Linked DNA regions of Homo sapiens: region 2 is linked to region 1. A link is a loop called in an ENCODE intact Hi-C map of the cell type or tissue named here. Cell type or tissue: ascending aorta. All regions are shown on one strand. Links, peaks and the distances in the headings refer to the core of each region. The heading gives the core; the rest is flanking DNA.

The links. Hi-C counts contacts between places; a loop is a spot of excess contacts. Peaks named below come from ENCODE experiments on the same cell type or tissue, not always from the same donor. Only the 100,000 strongest peaks of a DNase experiment are listed, where the experiment ranks them.
Region 2: it touches region 1 in a loop (4-fold over the local background); 10 of 110 quality-filtered maps call a loop at or near these places.

The regions. Positions count from the first base shown.
Region 1 is chr3:10,222,703-10,230,202 of GRCh38, reverse strand. It overlaps IRAK2 (interleukin 1 receptor associated kinase 2), which reads right to left. Exons shown (of 13, transcript NM_001570.4): 9 at 7,372-7,500; 10 at 3,770-3,832. Among named protein-coding and RNA genes, the nearest start is that of TATDN2, 22 kb to the left of the region's middle. RefSeq lists a silencer at 3,484-3,778 and enhancers at 3,892-3,941, 4,117-4,899. In ascending aorta, for the core only: a CTCF peak has its summit at 5,098 (motif pointing right); a DNase peak (open chromatin) is centred at 5,162; H3K27ac peaks cover 1,808 bases.
Region 2 is chr3:9,711,755-9,719,382 of GRCh38, reverse strand. It overlaps CPNE9 (copine family member 9), which reads right to left. Exons shown (of 21, transcript NM_153635.3): 8 at 6,779-6,842; 9 at 6,555-6,658; 10 at 6,304-6,408; 11 at 4,428-4,469; 12 at 4,019-4,094; 13 at 3,857-3,910; 14 at 3,348-3,409; 15 at 2,279-2,325; 16 at 1,173-1,354; 17 at 781-908. Among named protein-coding and RNA genes, the nearest start is that of CPNE9, 12 kb to the right of the region's middle. RefSeq lists a silencer at 3,468-3,597. In ascending aorta, for the core only: a CTCF peak has its summit at 3,423; a DNase peak (open chromatin) is centred at 3,402; H3K27ac peaks cover 2,017 bases.

The sequences.
Region 1 (7,500 bases), core at 2,501-7,500:
AAAATGTGATCATACTATATACTATTCTGAATTTGCTTTGTTCACTTGGAGATATGTCCCTGTCAGAACATACATGTCTTTTTCAATTTACTTTTTTATTTTTTTGAGACAGAGTCTCACTCTGTTGCCCAGGCTGGAGTGCTGTGGCACAATCTCGACTCACTGTACTCTGCCTCCCAGGTTCAAGCGATTCTCCTGCTTCAGCCTCCTGAGTAGCTGGGATTACAGGCACTCGCCACCACACAGGGCTAATTTTGTGTTTTTAGTAGAGACGGGGTTTCACCATGTTGCCCAGGCTGGTCTTGAACTCCTGAACTCAAGTGATCCACCCACCTCAGCCTCCCAAAGTGCCGCGATTACAGCCGTGAGCCACTGTGCCCGGCCTCTTTTTCATTTTTTTAAAATAAGAATGTTTGTGTTGGCTTTATTCAGAATTGCCAAAACCTGGAAATAACCCAAATGTCCAGCAACTGGTAAATGGATAAACAGTCATCTATCCATACAATGGAATACTCTTCAGCAATGAAAAGGAATGAATTACTGACACGTCAACAACATGGATGAATCTAAGCACCATGCTACATGAAGGGGGACAGAAACAAATGGGTGCATCTGCCATGGGCCCATTGATATGACCCTCTAAAGAAGATAGAGCTATGTGGACAGAAATTAGATGAGTAATTGCCAGGACCTGTAAGTGGAGGGAATTTTCTGGGGTGACAAAAATATTCCGTATCTTGATTGTGGTGGTGGTTACATGACTGTATACATTTGTCAAAACTCATACAGGCTGGGCGCCATGGCTCACACCTGTAATCCTCACAATTTGGGAGGCCAAGATGGGAAGATCGCTTGAGCCCAGGCATTCGAGGCTGCAGTGAGCTACAATCATGCCACTGCACTCTGGCCTGGGTGACAGGGCAAGACCCCTCCCTATCTCTAAATCAAATTAAATTAAATTTGGCCAGGCGCAGTGGCTCACTCCTGTAATCCCAACACTTTGGGAGGTCAAGGTGGGCAGATCACCTGAGTGATGTCAGGAGTTCAAGACCAGCCTGGCCAACATGGCAAAACCCTGTCACTACTAAAAAAAATACAAAAATTAGCCGGGTGTGGTGATGCGCACCTGTAGTCCCAGCTACTCAGGAGGCTGAGGCAGGAGAATCTCTTGAACCCGGGGGGTGGAGGTTGCAGTGAGCCAAGATCACGCCCACTGCACTCCAGCCTGGGCAACAGAGCGAGACTCTGTCTCGAAAAAAAAAAAAATGCCACTACAAATATCCTTGTTCATCTGCCTCTCCTCACATGTGTGCATGTTTCTCTAGGCACAAATGGAACTGCCGTGTCAGAGGGTACTCATATTTTCAATTTAGGTGGAAACCACCAAATGCCCTCAGGAAACACTGTGGCAACTAACACTTTCCCAAGCCTGGAGGAGGCCTGCTTCCTCCTACCCTGGGCCACAGGAAATCAGCAAGCTTTCCTCCCTGACTCAAATCTTGATTAACCATTGGATTGCACCTACCACAACAGAACATGATAAGAGACCATACAAGAGTCTAGAATAAGAGAAAGAAACTACATTTTAAAAAATTGTTATTTTCCACATTTTTAGAAATCATTAGCAAAAAAATAATTCTAGACAACTTCCTGTCAGTGCCTCAAAAGCCTCCTTCCACTGTGACACTTGTCCGGGGAGCCCCAGAGGACTGCTGGGAAATCCATCTCAAGAAAATAGTCAGGAGATGAGAAACTGCCCCCAAACAGCCCCAAACCACATCTGAGCTGCCCAGACAGACCTCTCTGCAGCATATGGGATTGACTGCCCAAAAGGGGTGGAACTCACAGAGTTCATCAAAGGAACATGTCGTGACTTTCTGCATGGAGTAGCGAGGCCTTCAGCCTCCCTACCCCAGAGCCCAGGGGATGCTTCTGGGGCCCAGTCACCAGAAATAAATAAATAAATAAAATAATAATCTGTCTGTTCCAATGGCCTCAATACCCAGTAGGAAAAGGTGCCCCCTCTCAAACTGATGAGGAAGACTAGAGTTTGGATGAGATTTGAAACTCTGCAAAAGCCTTGGGTTCAATTTAAACCCCACTTCCACCACTGGTCTCACTGAGGGGCGTGAGACAAGTCACTTCAGCTTGCCCTCAGTTTTCTCAGCTGTAAATGGGAATGATAATACTGAATTCGTATGGTTGGACTGTCACAAGAAACAAGCAGGAGACTGCTGTGGTTAAGAACTCAAGATCCTGTAATCCCAGCACTTTGGGAGGCCGAGGCGGGCGGATCACGAGGTCAGGAGATTGAGACCATCCTGGCTAACACAGTGAAACCCCATCTCTACTAAAAATACAAAAAAATTAGCCAGGTGTGGTGGTGGGCGCCTGTAGTCCCAGCTGCTCGGGAGGCTGAGGCAGAAGAATGGCATGAACCCGGGAGGTGGAGCTTGTAGTGAGCCGAGATTGCACCACTGCACTGCAGCCTGGGCGACAGAGCAAGACTCCGTCTCAAAAACAAAAACAAAAAAAAAACTCATGATGTCGGCTCAGGGAGATCTGACTCAGAATTCCAGCTCTGACACTTGGTAATTCCAACTGAGATCCTAGGCCAAACTCAGAGCCAGCTTTCCTCATCTGCAGATGAATATAATGACTCTATCATGGAAAAATTGAGATGATTTAGGTAGATAATGTATGGAAAGTATTTAACACAAAGTCAGGCTAGGTTGTTATATTTTTATTCTTTTTTGAGAGAGGGTCTCACTCTGTCACCCAGGCTGGAGTGCAGTGGTGCAATCTTGGCTCACCGCAACCTCTGTCTCCTGGGTTCAAGCGATTCTCCTGCCTCAGCCTCCCAAGTAGCTGGGATTACAGGTGTGTGCCACTACGCTTGGCTAATTTTTGTATTTTTAGTAGAGACAGGGTTTCGCCATGTTGCCCAGGCTGGTCTCGAACTCCCAGCCTCAAGTGATCCGCCCGCCTTGGCCTCCTCCAAAGTGCTGGGATTAGAGGTGTGAGCCACCACACCCAGCCAGGTTGTTATATTTTTTAAATGACTGTGTATATCAGATCTTTGGCCTACAAAATGGAAATTGTTTTTATTATAGAAACTTGTTTAAAAGGGCTGAAATTAACTTTTATCAATTTGAGGAAAATCCCTAATGAATTGCCTGATATATAGAGAAGTGCTTTCTCTTTTATACAAGTGCTTTCTATAAACATTCCAAAATCTTTTTTTTTTTTTTTTTTTTGAGATGGAGTCTCGCTCTGTCACCCAGGCTGGAGTGCAGTGGCATAATCTTGGTTCACTGCAACCTCTGCCTCCCAGGTTCAAGTGATTCTCCTGCCTCAGCCTCCCGAGTAGCTGGGATTACAGGCACATGCGACCACACCTGGATAATGTTGGGGGTTTTTTGTAAGTTTTTTCTTTTCTTTTTTTTTAATAGAGACAGGGTTTCACCATGTTGGCCAGGCTGGTCTTGAACTCCTGGTCTCAAATGATCCACCCACATCAGTCTCCCAAAGGCTGTGATCACAGGCATGAGCCACCGCACCAAGCCCCAGATGCTATTATCATGAAAAAGCAATGGTTGGCTGGCAGGTGGGGATGGGAGGTTAAAGCTGCTTTGTGGGGATGCAAATGCAACCTTGTACCGGGCCTCATTTGCATGTGTAAAACTAGCTAGAATTGAGGTCGTTGCCCTCTCTACAGAGCTGTGAGGCCCAAATATACCTCCCAGCCAGATGTGACAAGTTCCCTTACCAGGTAAACCGGGCTTCGGTTGTTATCCATTGCAGGGATGCCCGTGAGGACCTCGGCCAACACCTGGAGAGAACAGAACGTGAGTTAGCATGGTTCAGACGCTCGTGCACACAGCCAGGCAGCAGATTCTGTCTTCTCTTCTCAGTTCTGAGCTCCAGGTGCAGCTCTGCCATTGCCAGCAGACACACCTGCCCAAAATCTGGAACATGGGAATATCACTAAACACCTCCTCCAATTAAAGATGCCACCAAGCTGCCAGTGGAAGGTTGTAATTAATTGATAGCCAGGCAGAGAAGATGGTTTTCAAAAATTCATGTGTGTGTGTGTTTATATGTATTACCATAAGATATATATAGGTATAGATAAATATAGATACACACACACGTATATATACACTATTTTTTAAAGATTGTTTCATTTAAAAATCCTTCAGCTGGCTGGGCACGGTGGATCATGCCTGTAATCCCAGCACTTTGGGAGGCTGAGGTGGGCGGATCACGTGGTCAGGAGATCGAGACCATCCTGGCTAACACAGCGAAACCCCGTCTCTACTAAAGATACAAAAAAATGAGCCAGGCGCGGTGGCGGGTGCCTGTAGTCCCAGGTGCTTGGGAGGCTGAGGCAGGAGAATGGCGTGAACCTGGGAGGTGGATCTTGCAGTGAACTGAGATCGCACCACTGCACTCCAGCCTGGGCGACAGAGCAAGACTCCGTCTCAAAAAAAAAAAAAAACACCAAAAAACCTTCAGCTATGGCAAGCAGGCATTGCTCTGTGAATCTCAGGGAAGGAAAGACTCTGCATGCAGGCAGGTATCTATTCTAGACAAATCTTGCAGCATCCATAGCATGTTTCACTCACAGGCCTTTACTAACATTATTTATTCATTAGCGCATCCACTCGCAGAAGGAGCACAACCCTGTATACGTGTAAGTCACCACAAAATTGGCAAACCATGATATATGTCTTCATAAACAGGAAACTGCTTTGAACAGGGTTTCTCAGTAGAGACAATGCTATGATGGCTAAGGGCTCTACAGTCAGGCCTGAGTTCAAATTCTGACTCTGTTCCTTATATGCTCAGGTGATCTTTAGGCAAGTAACTAAAACCTGAGCCTCAGTGTCCTCATCTGTTAAATGGGGACTAGCAGTTGTGAATATTAAAGGTGTGAAGACCCCACACTTAGTGTGGAACCTCTCTCCCACAGCATCTCTCAAAGCAAGTCAGAATAGGGTCACATTTATAGCCAAGAATCCCTCCAAGCCTGGAGGAAGGAAAGGATAAAGGTTTTAAACCACCCAGGATTAATAACAGACTGGCAGTGACCAGAAAAGGGCAGCAGAGGGCATCACTGCTGCAAGTGGGACAGGAGCCAATTGAAAAGGGACTCCTGACAGGTCCCTGCCAGGAAGGGACAGAACAAGGGGAAATGAATAAACAAAGACTTCCTGTGCCCCTTTCACAGAGCAGGCTCTGAGCCAAGTCCTTTATAGAGGTCACTGAGCACTCACCAAAAAACACTGAGCAATGCACTGTGATCCCCACAGGAGGAATCAAAGTTCAAAAGCGTTATCAGTCAACCAGAGGCAGGGCTGAGCAAAAGGGTGGCAGGAGCCAGGAGGCATTCAATGAATGAATGGATGGATGGGTGGTAGATGGATGGATGGATGGATGGATGGATGGATGGATGGATGGATGGATGGATGGGTATGTGGGTGGGAGGGTGGGTGCATGGGTGGATGAATAGATGGATAGGTGGGAGGGTGAATGGATGGATGAGGAAGTCATCTGTGACGCTAACACACCAGTTAGAAGGTCAAGAGTAAACAGATATCAGAAGGAGGGTGTAAAGGTGGGAATAACAATAACCACAGTCATCATAATATTCTTGGTAGGTGCAGGGTGCAGGGTGCCATGCTCACCTGCTTATATACATTATCCCATTCATCTCCATGTGTATCGTTAGCCCCATCTTACAGAAGGCTTAACTGAGGCCCAGAGACAGAAGTGCTAGGTGTAAGTCACACAGCTGAAAGTAACTGAGCCGGGCCTAGGGGTTCTATCCCCCTGGTTCTTTTTTTTCTTTTTTTTTTTTTTTGAGACAGAATCTTGCTCTGTTGCCCAGGCTGGAGTGCAATGGCGCGATCTCGGCTTACTGCAACCTCTGCCTCCCAGGTTCAAGTGATTCTCCTGACTCAGCCTCCCAGGTAGCTGCGATTACAGGCACATGCCACCACACTCAGCTAATTTTTGTATTTTTAGTAGAGCCGGGGTTTCACCATGTTGGCCAGGTTGGTCTTGAACTCCTGACCTCAGGTGATCTGCCCACATCGGCCTCCCAAAGTACTGAGATTTTAGGCATGTGCCACCACTCCCTGCCCATCCCCCTGGTTCTTAAAGGAGAAGGAGCCTGGACTAGCCCTGCTGAGCTTCACTGAACAACTTGCAGTGGGGCTGAGGGAGGCAGAGGAACCAGCTGGGAGACACGGAGGTGCAGAATCTGGGGTTCTGGCTGAGGGCAGAGGTGACTCAGGGCCACGGTTCTGGTAGCAGAGGTAGACAGACAGGAGACTGTGGTCAGAGAGAGGAAGTACAGAGTTCAAGGCTAGAGAAGAAAAGAGGGTGAGGCCCAAGGGGCAGCTGTATGCACTTGGCTGAAGCCAACCTGACTGTTACTCTTCTCAGCCAGCATTTCCCAGACTGGGTTCCATGGAACACTGACAAGGACAGATATTCTGAGAACACAAGGTTCCATAGTCAAATGAGCTTGGGAAACACTGCATACCCCTCTCTGGTGAATTCACAAGTACCAGATTAAAGGCTCACTACCATTCAACCAGCTTGAATTAATCTTGTGGTAAAGAAACCTGCTTGACTTTGCCTAATGCAATATTTCCAAGCCTGTCAGGGCACAAACCCTTTTAACACATCAATCCTAGAGGTCCGAAGGAACTGGAGTTCTACAGAAATATACTTTGGAGACTGCTACATGCAGACCATGAGCTCCTGAGGGGAGGGACTGTGTTTTTGTTACATTCATATTCCTAGTGCCTGGCACGACATAATGGCAGACAAGGATGGTGGTGGTGGTAGGGTGGGATGCTGGGTGGGTCAGTGGTCGCTGAATGGATGGGCAGCTAAAGGGTAGATGGATGATCGGACAGCGATGAACAAATAAGGACAAATAGACAACTGGATGGACAAGTGGATGGCTGGATGGGAATTACGGAAGTCAGGAGAGGATATCTGGAGCCTACTAGAACCTGGACACTCATGAGTGGTTTTCCTTCAAGGGCTGGCAAATTTCTTCTGTAACACGCCACACAGTAAATATGTGAGCTTTTGGGGAGCATGTTCAGTCTCTATCACATATTCTTTGTGTTTAAAAATATAATCCTTTATAAATGTAAAACTACCCTTAGCTCACAGACCATACAAAATACGCCACAGGCCAAAGTGGCCTGTGGGCCACAGTTTGTCAGCCCCTGTTGTACTTTGATGGAACCTGTCTGTGTGCCTCTACCGTATCCTGTGATTACAAAGGAGCCGTGGGAAGGACAAATCAAGGTGGGCCCCACTCTACGCAGAGCAGGACACTCTTACTATTCCACAGCTGAAGATGTCCACTCGCTTTGTCAGCTGCCCCACCCGGATGAAATCCTCTGGCAGATACGCGGCTGACGTCCGGAGCAGGTGAGTCTTCATCATGGTGTATTTTGACCTTTTGTTGAC
Region 2 (7,628 bases), core at 1,524-6,523, 510 kb after region 1:
CAAGCCCCAGCTTGTCATTCTCAGGCAGTGGGGTTAGGGTAATTTGCTGACACCCTTTGTGCCGCATAATAAGGTACAGTCATCCCTCAGTATCCACGGGGGATTGGTTCCAAGACTCCTGTGGATACCAAACTCCTCAGATATTCAAGTCCGTCATATAAAATGGTGTAGTATTTGCATATAACCTATACACATCGTCCTGTATACTTTAATTTTTTTAATTTAAATATTTAATTTAAAAAAATGAGCCAGGCATGGTGGCATATGCTTGTAATCCCAGCACTTTGGGAGGCTGAGGCAGGTGGATCACTTGAGGTTGGGAGTTCAAGACCAGCCTGGCCAACATGGTGAAACCCCGTCTCTACTAAAAACACAAAAACGAGCCAAGTGTGGTGGCATGCGCCAGTAATCCCTGCTATTTGGGAGGCTGAGGCAGGAGAATTGCTTGAATCTGGGAGGCGGAGGTTGCAGTGAGCCGAGACCATGCCACTGCACTCCAGCATGGCAACAGAGCAAGACTCTGTCTCAAAAAAAAAAAAAAAAAAAAAGAGATGGGGTCTCACTAAATTGCCTAAGTTGGTCTTGAACTCCTAGGCTCAAGTGATCCTCCTGCCTCAGTCTCCCAAAGTGTTGGGATTACAGGTATGAGCCACCATGCCTGGCCTCTCCTGTTTACTTCAAATCATCCTAAATTACTTAGAGTGCTCCTGACTATCCTTGGGGGGTCAATCCCTTATGTGGGTCCCCTCATTTCCCCCAGCTTCCACCCAGTTCCCTTACCTGGCCACTTGGTTGATGACAGGAGCAAAGTAGGTGGGCCCATAGAGCTGCACTGTGCGCAGGCTCTGGAAATAGCTCTCCAGCACACCCTCGATGCCCGCACAGTTGGGGTCCTCATCATTGTTGTTCTGTCAAAGAATATGCCCTGCCAGGCTGAGCCCATGCAGGGTACATGCAGGAGTGCTCTGATTCCAGCTCACTCCTTCCTTTTTCCATCAGTCCCTTTCATGCTCCCCTCCAAACCCAGCCCTGCTCCCCTCCCTGCTCTGCTATCCTCTCATAGCTTCCTGTTCCTCTACATGCCCTTTGAAGTAATGTAAACAGAACAAAATCATCAACTTGGGTGAACCAGATGCCAGGGCACGGAGGGTAAGCTCTGGCCAATACCATACCAGGGGGAACTGGTGGGAGATCCGTCCCTCTGGGGGCAGCTTGGCCCCAAAGCCATAAGCTGGGAAGAGCTTATCACTGTCATAGTCCTGGATGATCTCTCCCACTGCCTTGAGGGCCATGGCATAGGCGCTGAGCTGGTAGGGACTCATGTAGTGCAGGGAGGTAGGCTGCAGAGGATTCCCTGTAGGGACACAGGAACCCCAGCCTCATGATCATCTGGATCATCCATCTGTTCACCTGCTTATCTTTGTGTGCATTCATCCACCTATATCCATTTATCTGCCCTCTACCCATGTCCTCCCTCCTTATTTTACCCAATCATCCATTTGTTCATTTATCCATCTATCCACCCACCCATCCCTATATCTATTCATCCATTTACCTACCTACCCACACATCCATCCACCCATCTACCTAGCCATACATCTATCTTTCAGTCTACTTATACATCTTTATCCACCAATCTCTCCATTCTCTTATGCAGCTATCCACTTACCCACTCATCCATCCATCAGTCCATCCATCCATCCATCCATCCACCCACTTGTCTACTTGCCATTTTTCTTCATTTTCCACCCATCTATACAACAGTATTATTTTATCCATCCGGCTAGCCAGCCCTCTCCATTCCATTCATTCCCTTGTCTATTCTCATATGGATCTATCCACTCATGCATTTCCCCTAATTACTTGTTATTTCCCCAACTTAAACTTTAGTCCATTTGTCCACCCACATACCCATCGATGCATCTACTTGTCTAACCTATTATACTCACCAACCCATGTACCCACTCCATTTGTTCATGGATCTATGCATCCATTCATGACTCACCACCTGTTCACCTCTCCATCTCTCCTTATACCCCCTTTCTCTCTCATCCATCAGCCTACTCATCCACCTGTTGAGCTATATATCCTTTCAACCCTCTATGATCCATCTACCCATCTATTTTTCTGCACTCTATTTTCCTGGCTGGGTTTTGCCTAAGTTTGGGCTTCTTGGGTAGGTAAACTCTTATCTCTAGGTAGGAATCCAGGCCAACTCCTAATGACTCCCTTAGAAGTGCCTTCCCACCTCCGACTTTTTCACTCATCCGTGTCTCACCATTGGAAGCCGTGAAGTCAATGGCTACTGTGAAGTTCAGCTGTGTCCTGTTGGGGAAGCAGATGAATTGAGAAGTGAGGAACTAATGATTATTACATCACTATTTCTCAAACAGTAATGTGCATATGGATCACGTGGGGCTCATGTTAAAATGCAGATTCTGATCCAGATGGTCTGGGTAGAGCCTAACAAACTCCCAAGTAATGCTGATGCTGCTGGCTCATGGACTACACTTTAGGTAACAGAATTAAATGCCTACTGTGTGGCAGGTGTATTATATGTCATTTAATTTAACCCTTACTATAGCCCTGAAGTAGTGATTAATATCCCCATTTGGCTGGGCGCCGTGGCTCACGCCTGTAATCAGCACTTTGGGAGGCTGAGGAGGGTGGATCACCTGAGGTCGGGAGTTTGAGACCAGCCTGACCAACATGGGGAAACCGCATCTCTACTAAAAATACAAAAAATTAGCCGGGCGTGGTGGCGCATGCCTGTAATCCCAGCTACTTGGGAGGCTGAGGCAGGAGAATTGCTTGAACCTGGGAGGCGGAGGTTGCAGTGAGCCAAGATCGCACCATTGCACTTCAGCCTGGGCAACAAGAGTGAAACGCCATCTCAAAAAAAAAAAAATCCTCATTTTACATAGGAGAAAAGTGAAGTTCAGAGAAGCAAAGTTACCTTTCCCAGGTCTGCCTGCCTCCACCAAACCAAACAGAATGTCCCCTATAGTCTGCTTGGTTGTGCCCTCTCTTCTACCTCTCCCTCTTGCCTGACTATAACTTTATTTGTGCCCCAATTAGGTTACTGGGGCCACCAGTGAAGACCACTGGTCTGGGAGCCATCTTCCCAGGAGGAGTCGAAAGCTAAGAATGAAAAGCAGCCCCATGAAGGGAACTAAGAAGAGCAGTATTTTGCATTTTACAGAGCACTTTATAGTTGGCCAAGTGTTTTAAAGTTTATCTCCATGGTCTCACTGGGCCCTGACCATTCATAAATAAGAAACCTGGGGCTCAGAACTGGGAGTAATTTATTGCCGGGCTTTCAGCCCAGAGCTTGGCCTGTGACTCACCCTCCCTTGATGTAATCAACAAAAGTGAATTCAGAGTCCACAGAGAAGGAGAGCAGCGTCACCTGTGGGACAGAATAGGCAGCCCTGGCACTTTGGAAAAGGCAGTTGGGGTGGCAGAAGGAAGTGAGGCCCATAGGGGCTTGGAAAGAGGCACGTGATGGGAGGCACATGATTCCACCCGCTCCCCCAGTCAGTCCCACCCTGTTCAACTTCTGACAGGGGAAAAGGGGAAGCTGTCAGAAACATCGTTGGATTTCCAAAAGTATATTAAATTGGGAAATACAACTTAGGTTTTTTTCTTTTATTCTGCAAAAGAGTGAAGTCAGAAAAATTTCCTGAGTGAGAAAAAAAACAAAGAAAAACTTAAGTGGTGCTCCTTGTGCCCAATATTACTATTCCAAGTAATCTGTGCCCACTGTCTTGCCCTGCCCTCGATATTTGCCATGCTGTGTCAATGGGGACAGACACGGAAGGATCCAGGGAGGGCCACGGCTCTAGGGAGCACTCACAGTTCCTGAGTTGACATATTTCTTCTTCTTACATTTCTTCCGAGGGTTAAGAACCTAAGGGGAGGAGGTAACAGTGATGATGAGAAACAAAGGAAGGGAGGTCCAGACTGAGCACACTGGGATGGAGGGCCTGGGTGACCTGGGCAGGGCTGGAATGCTCACCTCATATACTGTGAACTGGTTCTGGGCCTTGCTCAGCTCCCGGTAGCTGGTGGTGAACTCACCAATGAAATCGTGGCTGCAATGAGGTGGGCGTGGCTAAGCAGCAGGTGCTGCTGGTTTGGAACCAGAGCTGAACCCAGTCTTTTATTCCTCCTATCCTAAGCCCCTACTTAGGCTGCAGGGCAGCCTAGTGCTGGGGCCATAAGGGAGGCCAAACATAGGGGAAAAACGGGAAGAGACAGTGTCCAGAGAGACAATTGGGGGGATCAGTTGTACCCAAGACACTGGTGTTTATCATCACCTTTCCTGGCTCCTAAAGCTACTTTGGGGTTCTCAGTGAATGTACAACATATTATTGAGAACTGCTTGGGTCAAGTACAGGAGAAGGGACCATGTGGGGCAGTTCTACCTTCCATCCCGGTCCCAGTCGTACACATCAATCTTCACCGTTCTGAAATGTAGGAGATAAACATACCCTAGGTGTGTATGATAAATCCCAGAGACACCCTCATACACTTAACCACACACATATCATCTCCCCATCCACCCATCTGTCTTCCCATTAAGTTGTTCATCTTTCAACCTGCCTCCCATCCTGTCTATTCATTCATCAGTCTGTGCCTGTACCCAACCACCTACCCCTATTAATACTACTCTGGTTAGTACCACTAATACTTTTTTTGTTTGTTTGGTTGGTTTTTTTTTTTTTTTTTTTTTTTTTTTTTACCACTTTGAGCCTTATTGTATTCCAGGCATTTTTCTCAGCACATTCACAGATTGTCTCATTTAACTTAACAATCACCCTATATAAAGTAATTACTATTATTATTATTTTGGGATAAGGAAATTGAGATACAAAAAAAAAAAAGTAATTTGGCTAAGATCTCATAGCTAGTAAATGACTGAACTGAGATTTAAACCCAGGCATCCTGATTCCAAAGACTTTGTTCTTAACTGTCATGCCTAAATCATTCCATATGTCTACCTATCAGTATATCAGCCCATCCAACCATCCGTCTATCCATCTAGCTACCTATTTACCCATATATTTGCCAGTCCAATTACCTATCAGTTCATCTCTTTAGCCACCTAACTATACATCTAGCCATTCACTGACTCACTGAGGCATGCAAGCATCCATCTGTCTGTCTGTCTACCAACTATATAACATCTATCCATCTGGTTATCCATTCATCAGCATAACCATTCATCTACTCATCTATGTGCCCATCCATTCTTCCACCCTTCCACCTACCACCTATCTTTATTATTTATTTATTTATTTATTTATTGAGACGGAGTCTTGCTCTGTCGCCCAGGCTGGAGTGCAGTGGCGTGATCTCGGCTCACTGTAAGCTCCACTTCCCAGGTTCATGCCATTCTCCTGCCTCAGCCTCCTGAGTAGCTGGAACTACAGGCGCCCACCACCACGCCCGGCTAATTTTTTTTGTATTTTTAGTAGAGATGGGGTTTCACCGTGTTAGCCAGGATGGTCTCGATCTCCTGACCTCGTGATCTGCCCGTCTCGGCCTCCCAAAGTGCTGGGATTACATGTGTGAGCCACCGCGCCCGGCCCCTACCATCTGTCTTTATACTACCCATTTACTCATTCATTTGGTTGGCCTATCCATCTAATTTATACCCATCCATCAACTAATTCACCTACAAATCCATCCGTTCATCCATTTGCCATCTATTCATCTATCCAACCATCAATCCACTTGTCACTCTACCTATCTTTTTGTATTCCACCTGCTTTTCTATTCATCCTCCTGCCTCCCCAGTCATCCATCAAACTCTCATTTACCAATTTATCACCCACCCATCCATCAGCTCATTCATCCGTTAATCACCCATCACCTGTATATCCACAAACCCACCCATCAGTCCAATTATCCATTCTTCTGCTGTCCATTCATTTATCTGCCCCTCTACCCACCCATCAATTCACTCATATATCCATCCACATACATATCCAACCATTCACCAGTTTACCCATCCAACGATCCATCCATGTATCTGCTTATTCATTTGTTCATCTGCCTTTTCATCTACCCATCCACCTACCATTCCATCCATCAGTCGATCCATCCCTGGATAGTCCACCTATCCATCTGTGTGGCTATCCATCTGCCTGTCCATCCACCCAACCTCATGCCCCAAACTCTGTCTCACTGAGCAGGACCCTCCAACGCTATTATGATACTTCTACTATCATTCTTGGGCCCAGGAACCACACTGGCATGTCCTTGGCTCCTTACTCCCCAGCTTATGCTGGAGCCAACCTGTCATAGTCTCCATTGCACAGAGCCCGCACAGGGATGCTGAAGGGCTGCCACACAGGATTCAGCGTGTTTTTCACAACCTCTGTCTTGTGGCAGATGGTGAACCTGGAGGGGAGTGGGAAGAATTGGTATAATTTATCTCGTGCCCGGGGTAGGACTGAATCCAGATGCTCTCAGAGATTCCTGAGATTCCCCCACTTGTTAAGCACATGGCCCACCCCAGCCTAACAGCCCTGATGGCAGTGACTCACGTGCCATCCTCATTGCTCCTGTAGAACACAAGGAAGGGGTCTGATTTCCCAAAGAAGTCCTTCTTGTCCAGCTTGTTTGCACACAGCTGCATGGTGGCAATGTCCTAGGGATGGATGAAGTTGGGCTGGTGGCACCCCAATTGTCCATAGCCTTCAGACAGTCCATTAAAGGGTTTACGGGGAGAGAAGGGAGCTCCTGGGTCTAGCATGTGGCCCTTACTGACCCGACAATTGCTAAGCTCTTCTGCAGTCAGCAATATGGTCCCACACTTCTTGCCTGGTACACCCCTGGAAGCAGAAAAAGCCTCTTAGTGAGAGGAGGGAGGGTAGGCAACAAGGATTGAGTGGCCAGTCTGGGGTTAGGTGGGCCAGGGGATTCAGTTTGCCATTTACTGACAGTCCCTTGTGTCTTGAGTGCCTTCTGGTGAGGAAGGGCCTCACTTTGACTGGGTGGGGTCTGCAGTCTGGTGAAAAGGGGTTAGAACAGCTTAGGTGAACATCTCACAACAGTAGCATGAGAAAGACATGGGATTTAGAGCCAGTGGATTTTATGATTGTTAAGCTGTGTGACCCTGGGCAAGTTATTTACCCTTCCTCGGCCTTAGTCTTTTTCTCTATGAAATGGGAATCATGATGACTTGTCAGGGCTGTGAACAGATCTGAATGAGTGCATGGAAGGAAAAGCAACTCGTAAGCCTTATAGATATGAGCTGGTTGTAGTCTTCAAAGCTGACTCTGGTTCTTACTATATGCTGGGTGCTGTGATAGATATGAATTGGGCAACTGGCTCTCTCCGGCTCTGCTAGACTGCCCGCAGGGAGCTTTGGGGGCGGGGGTAGGTGGAATGTCAATGCCAATAGGTAAGTAGAGTGGATTGTAGTGATACTGAATGAGGGAGAAGAATTTCTGTCCAGACCCAGGGACAAAAGGGCTAGCTTGTTAGGTCAAAGCTGATGTGCTTTCTGAAGACCATGGAGAGGGAGATTTAAAAGACAAGGGAAACTTTATCCTTTCCTGACCCTAGAAGGAACACTTCCATGTGCTTGAATGGTGCATACGAGAACCCCCATCCCC